2 separate regions of the Homo sapiens genome follow, and region 1 is linked to region 2. A link is an interaction called in ENCODE POLR2A ChIA-PET data of the cell type or tissue named here. Cell type or tissue: Caco-2. All regions are shown on one strand. Links, peaks and the distances in the headings refer to the core of each region. The heading gives the core; the rest is flanking DNA. Region 1 has its middle 120 kb from the start of WSCD1. Region 2 has its middle 170 kb from the start of NLRP1.

Region 1 (5,379 bases), core at 269-5,268, 190 kb after region 2:
TGATGCTGATTCTGGTTGCCTCTCCTTGCCACGGTCCTTCCTGGACTGGAGTTCAGCCAGCAGATGCATATTATATTGGATGCTTCCTCTAAAGAGACAGGAGGAGTAAGTGGGAATACGGGAGGCACTCAGAAAGTGAGTATTCACACACTGAAAGAAAAGCAATCAAGGCATCGGCAGCCCTGTTCAGAACAAGCCAAGCGGGGACGGCGCAAACCCGAGGGTGGCTTGGGGTTGTGTTAACAGATGGTGGAGAGAAGGCAGAATGCTTCACCTCCCATTTGGCTCCTGTCACCCGACTGAGAAGACTAATCTTCCCCTGTAAAAGGATAGCACAATCACTTTATTCAGAGGAAATTGCAGAATGCGATGTGAGAGGCATTTGGACAAGAGCCTAATCTCTGGGTGTTTTGCTGAAGGATAGGTAATTTAAAGTTCTGCAGGCAGCAAAGGGTTAATCCAGTTTTTGTCCAAGAGCAAGGAGTTAGAGTACAGAGTGTTTATTGCTGTTACCATGTTCATTCATTTGTTCATTCGTTCTACAAACTTTTTTTTTTTTTTTTTTTTTTGTCTATACGATCCCAGGGTGGTGTACCGGGGAGGCTGACCTGGGTTCAAATATCTGCTGCAATGTATTAATATCTGTAGACAAGTCACAACTCCTCTCTGTTATTGTCAAAGACCTTTGGATTTCAAGGAACTGAGACTCAGTCAAGCTCACTCAGGAAGAGGAGTGAGTTGGTCGAGAAAACAGAATCCACAATAGGTATTTCATTCTTATTTTTTTTTTCTGTCTTTGCTACTTGAATCAGAACAGTAGGTATTTCAAACAGAGGAGATTTAATGTAGGAAGTTGGTTACATGCATATGGAAAAATTGAAAAAAGCAAAAAGGGAGGTAGCCTGGAGATCAGTAACTGCAGGAAGCAGTGACCTCCCTACTGCTGGAGAAACAAATGGGACGAAGTGGCATTGCCAGAATCTAGAAGCTTGGAGAAGGGTTGCTGAGAGGGTAGATTTACATCCACTAGCTCCACTGCTTCCCATCAATAGTCTTGGTCTTTCAGTTACATTTGTGAGCAGAGGTAATTTCAGATAATATAACAAATAGAGTGATGGGATATAGGGTTATGAGGGTTGGGGTAAGGCCAGGGGTCGGGAGGTTTTTGTGGCAGAGCTTGGAGAGGACTGCTGAATTTGGATCATTTATGAGTTGACAATAAACTCAAGAAGGGCAAGAGCAGAGCAGGATGAGAATTACATGACCTTTACAATAATCCAAGTGTACAGTTTTTATATTGCCACATAATAAATCACCACACATTTAGCGGCATAAAACAACCTATGTTTATGATCTCACGGTGTCCATGGCTCAGGAGTCTGGATGTGGCCCAGCTGGGACCTATGCTTCAGGTCTCACAATGCTTTGGTCAAGGTGTCAGCTTGACCAAGGTGGTCAAGGTGTCAGACTCTCATCTGAGTCTGGGGATCTCTATCAGCCACAGATCCCACCCACACTCACATGGAGGGGGAGTGTGCACACTGGGGGCAGGAATCTCAGAAGCCATATTAGAATTCTGCCTACCACACCAGGCAAGAGATGATGCTGGCTTGAACTCAAAGTGTAGGCATGGAGATGGGAGAAGTGGTTGCATTCAAAATATAATTTTAAAGTCCTGGCTCAGAGGACTGCCTTTGGAGAGGGAGGGGACTCCAACTCTAATAATCTATGTGGGGTGGAGGGTACTTTCAATGAAGTGGGGTACTCCTGGCATGGGAGCAACCTGGTTGTATTGCTTGGGGGCATGAGTGCTTCAGATAAGAGGACCCTAGATGGGGATGGGGCTCCAAATAATGCATAAACACACCTGCAGGTGAAAGTTAGCTCTAATTAACTGCCAGGCTCAGATGGCGGCAAGCCACCCAGCTCATAAAAAGCTGTTTTACTCCTTACTCCTCCCGCCACCACAATTTTCACTCTAGCAGGGTTTGAAACAGCGGCTAGCAAGTAGGGGGAGGAAGAGAGGAGAGCAGAGAGAGAGTTGGAGATGACTATGTCCCGTCCTCAAAGACAGGGGCTCCAGACACAAGTCTAGGTATGAAGGAAAGGGAGAAGTCTTTGAGTAGAGATTGAAGCACTAATTAATAGATTGGGCTGGACACATTCATATGATTGAATCTAATAGTGTTTTATGATGGAAAATGACCATAGGACTGTCCCTTGCCTGAGAGTACACAGAGAAGTTTAGTATGAGTTTCTATCCAGGGATGGGTGAGGATGACCACTACTGAATACATGGTTTTTTTTTTTTTGAGACAAAGTTTCACTCTTGTTGCCCAGGCTGGAGTACAACAGTGTGATCTTGGCTCACTGCAACCTCCACCTCCTGGGTTCAAGTGATTCTCCTGCCTCAGCCTCCCAAGTAGCTGGGATTACAGGCATGCGCCTCCACGCTTGGCTAATTTTTGTATTTTTTAGTAAAGACGGGGTTTCACTATGTTGGCCAGGTTGGTCTCGAACTCCTGACCTCAGGTGATCTGCCTGCCTTGACCTCTCAAAGGGCTGGGATTACAGGCATGAGTTACCTCGCCCAATCTGAATATATTTTAAAGGTGCATGGTTATCAAAAAATTAAGTTGCATCTTGATCACATCTTACATACTGTGCTTGTTCAATGGATTGGTTATGCAAAAGTCTGGGTGAAGATTTTTCTTGGCAGAGTGACCATCAAATGCAAGGGCATTGGGTGGGCATGATGTTGATATCTCTGAGAAACCTCACTAGAGTAAGAGGAGGGTAAAAGGGGTGAAGCTGGCTGGGTGCAGTGGCTCCTGCCTGTAATCCCAGCACTTTGGGAGGCCAAGGTGGCTGGATCACCTGAGGTCAGGAGTTCGAGACCAGCCTGACCAATAAGAGGAAACCACCCTGTCTCTACTAAAAATAGAAAAAATTAGCTGGGTGTGGTGGCATGTGCCTCTAATCTCAGTTGCTTGGGAGGCCGAGACAGGAGAATTTCTTGAACCCTGGAGGCAGAGGTTGCAGTGAGCTGAGATTGCGCCACTGCACTCCAGCCTGGGGAACAAAGAGCGAAATTTCGTCGCAAAAAAAAAAAAGGGGGGTGAAGCCAAAGGGGTGACAGGGGCTGGCAGATCATGGTGAAGAGTGTGGATTTTCTTCTAATTGTACTGAGATGTCATTGGAAGGTTTTAAGCAGGGGAGTGACAAGGTCTAATTTATATACCAGGTGCTGTGCTGCCGGCTGGAATTCTTTCCCCACTTTTATGGTTGTCCTTCAACCTGCTGGGATTGTCCATGGAGTTTTATAGCCCCAACTACCCCACCACCTCACAAACCCCTTCTAGTTACCCAAGCTCAATAATAGACCAGTTAATGAGAGTAAGCCTGATCTCCCCAGCTGGTGGGAATCATATGAGGATAGGTGCATAAGTTAGAAGCAGCTGCACAAGGGTGAGACAGGAGGAATCTAGGTCTTCTTGATGTGATGTGACATCAATTTTTCTCCATGCTGAGTGATGCCTAGCAGATCCAATCAAATCCTCTCTTTGGGGAGGCTTAATGTGGGCTGAACAATGACTAGGCAGCTTGCTTGACCAGAGATCCTGAGGTCACCAGATACACATCCCTGGCTTGGGACAACTGGGACCCCATGCACCCTGGGCTACTTTCCTGCAAAAGCACAGTGTTTCTTGAGTGACCCACATCATACCTGAGGGCTCTCTTCTCTGAGGCTGGGGGTGGATTGCAGAAGGATTGGGCCCAACTTCTCCATTGTTATGCATTTCTCTTTGTGGGTGTGGTGGAGTATCTTATTTTCTCAAGGTCCCATTGGGATCCAAATTCCCATTCCAATTGGGAACCCAGTCTCATTGCCATCTCACCTCCTGTTCCTGTCCTCTTTCTTCTGCTTAACACTGATAAAACATGAAGTTCAGTGCCTTTTCCAGAATTTCTTCACTCCTCAAAAAGCACCTCCACATGCAAGGTATGGTGAATGTAGCGTATTTTGTTGAGAGCATGGGGTTGGCAGATGAAGCCTACAGTATCATCACTTGGCTTCATGCATATCTCAACTTCTGCTTTCTCAAGTCTCCTTGCGTGGGCACTACCCCTTCTCTAAATCCAGTTCTCCTCTCCCACTTTATCATGCACAAAATGTAACTCTCTACCTTCTACTTAGCTTCCGTTTATTATCTAAGGCTCATTAGTGTCTCTACTATCACAGACTCTAGTGGAAGAGAACAGCATGGAGCTTTATTATTCCATTATCTTTTAGAAGTTACAAGTGGCTGAATTTAGTCTCGTTTTAAACTATATTACCTCCTTTCATTATAATAACTTCCTATTTCTTTCTTTTTTTTTGAGACAGAGTCTCACTCTGTTGCCCAGGCTGGAGTGCAGTGGTGTGATCTTGGCTCACTGCAACCTCCGCCTCTTGGGTTCAGGTGATTCTCCTGCCTCAGCCTCCTGAGTAGCTGGGATTATAGGCATGCACCACCATGCCTGGCTAACTTTTTGTATTTTTAGTAGAGACAGGGTCTCACCATGTTGGCCAGCCTGGTCTCGAACTCCTGACCTCAGGTGATCTGCCCACCTCGGCCTCCCAAAGTGCTGGGATTACAGGCGTGAGCCACCATGACCGGCCCTCTATTTCTAAAAGTAATAGCTCTTCCTGGCCAACTTAAGAAGGAACACAACGTGTAAGGATACTGAGGTTCAGATAATGTGACAGGTTGTATTTTCTGAAGATGGCCACAAAGATATCTCCCATTTCACATGCTCTTCTAGACCTTGCCACTCCCCCAGCAAGAGGCAGGATCTATGTCTCCTCCCATTGAAGCTGGGTGGCCCTTGGTGACAGCCTCAACCAACAGAGGATGGCAGAGTGGTGCTATGTGATTTTAGAGGCTAGGTCATAAAGATGCATGCACTCCCTGCTTGTTCTCTTGGTATGTTCATTCGTGGAACTTGCTTACCATGAGGAACCCCAAGCAGGGCATGCAAAGACCTGCAGGACAAGCAACTGAGGCTCCTGGCCCAAAGCCCTGCTGAACTCCCAGCCATCCATCAGCCAGCAACCACTTGCCAGCCATGCCTGTGAACCATTTGAAATAAATTCCCATCCTTCATCTATAAGGGGCAGAGATGAGCCATCCCTGCTGAGCCCTGTCCCGATTGCAGATTCATGAACTAAACTGTTACTGTTTTAAGCCCTTTCAAGTAGTTTGAAAAACAGCAATGGATAACTGATACAAATAAGTAAGGTAACTTGTGTAAGATCATAAAGTGTAATTTCCAGAGCTGGGACTCAAACCAATGTCTTTCTGGCCCCAAGTCTGTGCTCTTACCACTGTGCCTAAT
Region 2 (5,379 bases), core at 235-5,234:
CATTTTTGAGTTATCTACCCCAACCCTAGTTCTAAGCATTGATTCTGATTTCTTTTTAGAAATAAGATGGTTAAGATTAGGAAGCTGATTGGTTTCTCCCTGCTACAGTGTCTCCTTCTACTAACCCAGGCATAAGCTGGTGGGTGCCAGGCCTTCTGATGAGGAGATTGGTTCAGGAATGGACCTGTGGTCCAAATCAGACCATTGACTCTAAGGAGAGGTGGGTTATGGGAAAGACGGTTGCTCATGGGCCTGAGAGATCTACAGAAGGCTAGCTCCTCTTTCTCAAAGGTTTGGGATATAGAAGGGACCTGGAGCTGCTGCAGCCCTTTGCCACCACGAGGTAAGCTGACACTAGAGAAGGCAGAGGGGAGATGCAGAAGGCACCAGCTCCTCGATGGGATTATCGAATGACCAAATCCAACCCATCCTGAAGTCTGCCTTACCTCAAGGACTTCCAAGTTCATGAGCTGATACATTCTTATATTGCTTAGGTCAGTTTGAGTTGCTTTTTTTTGACTTGTGCCATAAAGAGTCCTGGCAGATCAGGCTCTGTTGGGGCTCTTCTGCTGACCTGGCTCTCCACTTTCCTGCTCCCTAGTGATGCTTCTCTGTCCCAACAAAGAGAGGTATGAGGTCTCTGCTCTGCTGACAAGCCTCTAGTGCTGATGCAGCATTGACTTGCAGATGTGGGGGGCTTTAGAATCAGACACCTGGGTGTTTAAATCCCTCACAAGCTGTGGGACCTTGGACAAGTTGTCCACCCTCTCTTACTTTAAGTTTTCTCTCAAAAATGGAACAACAGCAACAAAAATCAACCTCTCTCTCTTAGGGCTCTTGTGAATGAGATGATGCATAGAAAATCTGGCACGCAGTAGGACCGCAGCCAGCTTCACCTCCATGTCCCTCTGCTCTTGCCTCTTCATCACAGAGGGTGCTCTACTGTGCTTTGAGCCTTAACGTAGACTCTGGCCTTCTGGAGGTCAGCTTCTTAGACTTAGAATGCCAGTGAGTTTTTGAAAAGAAAACAAATCCCTATTGCCAGAGAAGATGAACAGCTCAGCCATTTGCTAAAACAAATATTAGTTCAGGGCTGTCCAGGGAGAGCAAGCAGATCCAAGCTCTGCTTGTATTTTGTATCCTTCGAGGAGCTGGTGCGTCTGCTGCTGAGGACAAGCATCTTGTGGGGAGGGTGGGAGGAGGGCAGTTGCCCTGGAAGCTGTTCTCGGCACCCCACCTCCTGTCCCTCCCGCCGGCATTACTTATCAGGCATCTGGGGCATTTATCCTGCGCCTGCCCTCTCTGTGTCTGCCTGGGCTCATGTTCTGGCCTGGGGCCTGGAGTTGGCTTCTCTTGGCCTTGACCATATCCAGAGGATCGCAGTCAGATCCACTGGTCTGACTGGCTGTGCATTCAGACAGGTTCTGAGAATGGTCAGGGAGACACAAACTCCCACTCATGGGTATTCATGGCTCACATTGTAGTCCAGGGTTTGCCAGCCTGTGTGCTATTGACATCGTGGGTCTGGTAATTCATTGTTGCGTGGGGCTGTCCTGGACATTGCAGGCTGTTTGACAGCATCCCGGGCCTCCACCCACTAGATAAACAGTAGCACTCCCCTCCCCTAGTTGTGAACAACTAAAAATGTCTCCAGGCTGTACCTAATACTACCCTGGGGGAAAACATGGCCTCTAATGGAGAACCATGATTCTAGTAGAAGGCAGCGGAGACAGCTGGAGTTAGCTATATCTTGGTTCAAATCCTGGCCCTATCACTCACCAGCTGTGATATTGGGCTGGTTAACGTAACCTCTCTGAGCCTCAACTTGTGAACCTGTAACATGGGAACCATGATAGCACTATTTCATAGGACGGCTGCGAGGGAATGACATGAGATCATTTACAGGGAGGTGCCTGCCCCCCGGTCTCCTCTCTCCATGTCAACCTGCTTGTATAGACTGTAAACCCCACGAGGGCAGGGGCATGCCTCTGTCGTTCACCGCTGTGTCCCCAGCCCCCAGCACAGTGCCTGCTGCGTGTCGGCGCTCAGGAAATGAATGGTATTCTTCGATGCTCTGGGCTTTGCTGAACTTACACTTTACTGCTACTTAATGCTCTTGACAAAAATCCCCTTAGCTCCTGGCCTCCCTGAGGCCGAAAATCTCTACTCAGTCTGGGTTTTATATGCTTATCCGAAGCTCACAGTTGCCTCCCTTGGGAAGGTTCTAGAAAGCCTGCTCTTGCCCTGGCCCACTGTCACCACCCTGGAGTCAGTTTGATGGCAGTGGCTCCAGGAGCATCAAGCTCCACATTTCCATTGCTGACTCCCAGGGCATCCCCTAGACCATGGATCATTGGCAGAGTGGAGGTGATTGACATATCCTGCAGGGCATCCTCCAGACCATGGCTCATTGGCAGAGTGGAGATGATTGACATCTCTTAGGTCCAATGCCAGGGCATCCTCCAGACCATGGCTCATTGGCAGAGTGGAGGTGATTGACATATCCTGGGTCCAATGAAAGATCAAGTCCTTTCCTACTCCAATGACCAGCTCCACTCACCACCTTATGAGGCTCCCTTGGATGACTCCTAATCCTGCAAGCAGGCAAATTGGTGGACTTCCTATCATTTCTGTGTCCTAAAGGCTAGTTTAAGAATATAAACTAGGCCGGGTGCAGTGGTTCACGCCTGTAATCCCAGCACTTTGGGAGGCCAGGCGGGCGGGTCACCTGAGGTCAGGAGTTCAAGACTGGCCTGGTCAACATGGTGAAACCCCGTCCCTAGTAAAAATACAAAAATTAGCTGGCCGTGGTGGCGGGTGCCTGTAATCCCAGCTACTCGGGAGGCTGAGGCAGGAGAATCGCTTGAACCCGGGAGGCGGAGCTTGCAGTGGGCTGAGATCATGCCACTGCACTCTAGCCTGGGTGACAGAGTGAGACTCCATCTCCAAAAAAAAAAAAAAAAAAAAAAAAAAAAAAAAAAAAAAAGAAGCCAAATTATGTCTCCAGAATTATTTTTACCAAAGGAAGTAGGGCATTTCATCTCAGGATGATGTGTCTAGACCTGTAGTGAGGCTTATGGTGATGGGAGGGCAAGATAAGCTTTTCCTTTGAAGGTGAAACCGTGCCCCAAAGGGTTAGAGAAACGAATGACTAAATGTTTGGGCTTACAGGATAGCAGATGAAAAACCAGTTGCCTAACAGCTGAAACAGAACTGTGCCCCAAAGAGTAAGAAACCAGTGACTAACGGATATCCTTGAATTTGCAGGACTGCAGATAAGAAAAGAAAAAACTTACAGCAATGCTGAAACTCCCTTCCCTTGCAGGATAACAGAACTGGCTGAAATCGGTGAAAACCAATACGGCTGACTGGAGTTTGCGCAGAATGAGCTTGCTAATGTCACCACCTCAAATTCCACTGCATGCTTCATACTTACTCCCCCTGAATGTGCACGTGCGATCCAGGAAGTAGTATGAAGAGATAACTGTGCATGCCAGAGGACTTTCCAGCCTCCCATTTCCTTCCACCAGTCACCCACCAATCCTAGAATCCATTCCCTAAACCTTTTCTAACAAAACTGCTGCCCTAAAGCTGGCCCAGGGAGACAGATTTGAGCTGGACTCCTGTCTCCTTGTTGGTCCACTTGCAATAAAAAGGTTTTCTTTTCTCAAAAATCTGGTGTCATAGTATTGACTTCTAGTGCATCAGGCAGTGAGCCCCCTTTGCTTGGTAACAAAGGCACTGCCAATTAAGTAGGGAAGTCAAGACGAATGAGACAAGTAAAGAACATACAAGCTCCAAAGTGATGATGAGAGATTGTGAATGGAGCTGGAGAAGCTGCTCAGGTGCCCTATCCTGACTTCCAAATCCCCCTCCACCTGCTGTACCACCACCACCACCACCCTGATTTAGGCATCACTGCCTCTGACTTGAAATATTATGAATGGCTCTGACTGGTCTCTCTCCTTTCATCTGCCTCAAATCTGCCTCCAGAGATATCAAGCTGGTTTTTCTAAAATGCTAATCTGATTATACCACAGCATGCCTGGAAACTGTTTAAGGTTTATTGTGATGTTATCTGCAATCATGGAACATTGGAAACGATTGGGGAATGGTTAAATAAATGGTGGTACATATCCGAAAATATTTCATAGCCATTACAAATAATGTTTTAAAAGAGTAATTAGAGACCTGGAAAAATACTTGTAATGTAATGAGAAACTGGATTCAAAACTATTTGGTATGATAAAGGTTTAGTAAGTATGTCCAGAAGTATGTCCATGTATATAATTGCAAGATTGGAATTTTATATATATATGGAAAAAAGTAACAATGATTATTTCTAGTTAGTAAGATACAGAGGATTTTTTATTTCTTCTAGGCTATAAACTTTATGAGGTCAGAGATTGTCTATCTTGCTTATTATTAATTTCTAATCCTTTACTAGGTATCCTGTACTGGTATTTAATCCTCTACTGGTATATAGTAGGCAAGCACTTGAAATGTTTTATGAGTGGAATTGAGTATGGATTTTTTTTTTTTTTTGAGATGGAATCTTGCTCTGTTGCCCAGGCTGGAGTGCAGTGGCACGATCTTGGCTCACTGCAACCTCCGCCTCCTGGGTTCAAGCAATTCTCTACCTCAGCCTCCTGAGTAGCTGGGATTACAGGCACCCACCACCATGCCCGGATAATTTTTTGTATTTTTAGTAGAGACAGAGTTTCACCTGTTGGCCAGGCTGGTCACGAACTCCTGACCTCATGATCCACTCACCTCAGCCTCCCAAAGTCCTGGGATTACAGGTATGAGCCACTGCGCCCGACCAGAGTATGGATTTTATAATTTCCAAATTTTGTTCAAAAACATTGTCTTAGTTTGTGATTCCCTAGAAGCAGACACTGAGACAGGGTTTGGGTGCAAGCTGTTTATCCAAGAGGTGAGCTCAGATAGGGGACAGGGGAGGTGACACAGGGAAGGGAAGGGAGCCAAACTGTGTGTTACTCATCAGGTTACCACGTGGGAAGTGGCAGTTCATCCCACTGGGAAGCTCTAGAAGACTGCACAGAACATGTAAAATATCAGAGGGGCAAGGAAGCCGTGGTATTTATTCTCCAGTTCCCACCTGTGATGGCTGAGGGCAGCACCTGGGAGAGGTGAGCCCAGGTGCTTGTAGCAGGACACAGTCATCAGAGACTGGAATGGCAAGAGCTGAGAAGATGTAGGTAGGAAGTTGACAGGCTCTGCTACAAGCATGATAATTTAGAAATAATAAGAAAAGGCCTGGTGCGGTGGCTCATGCCTGTAATCCTAGCACTTTGGGAGGCCTCCTCACCTGAGGTCAGGAGTTTGAGACCAGCCTGGCCAACATGGCGAAACCCC

Evidence for each region. Peaks named below come from ENCODE experiments on the same cell type or tissue, not always from the same donor. Only the 100,000 strongest peaks of a DNase experiment are listed, where the experiment ranks them.
Region 1: POLR2A ChIA-PET joins it to region 2 with 5 read pairs; 2 of 35 experiments call an interaction of 5 or more read pairs at or near these places.

Annotation. Positions count from the first base shown.
Region 1 is chr17:5,950,792-5,956,170 of GRCh38, forward strand. No RefSeq gene overlaps it. Among named protein-coding and RNA genes, the nearest start is that of WSCD1, 120 kb to the right of the region's middle. In Caco-2, for the core only: no CTCF peak of the experiment used is centred there; no DNase peak of the experiment used is centred there.
Region 2 is chr17:5,756,416-5,761,794 of GRCh38, forward strand. No RefSeq gene overlaps it. Among named protein-coding and RNA genes, the nearest start is that of NLRP1, 170 kb to the left of the region's middle. In Caco-2, for the core only: no CTCF peak of the experiment used is centred there; a DNase peak (open chromatin) is centred at 2,446.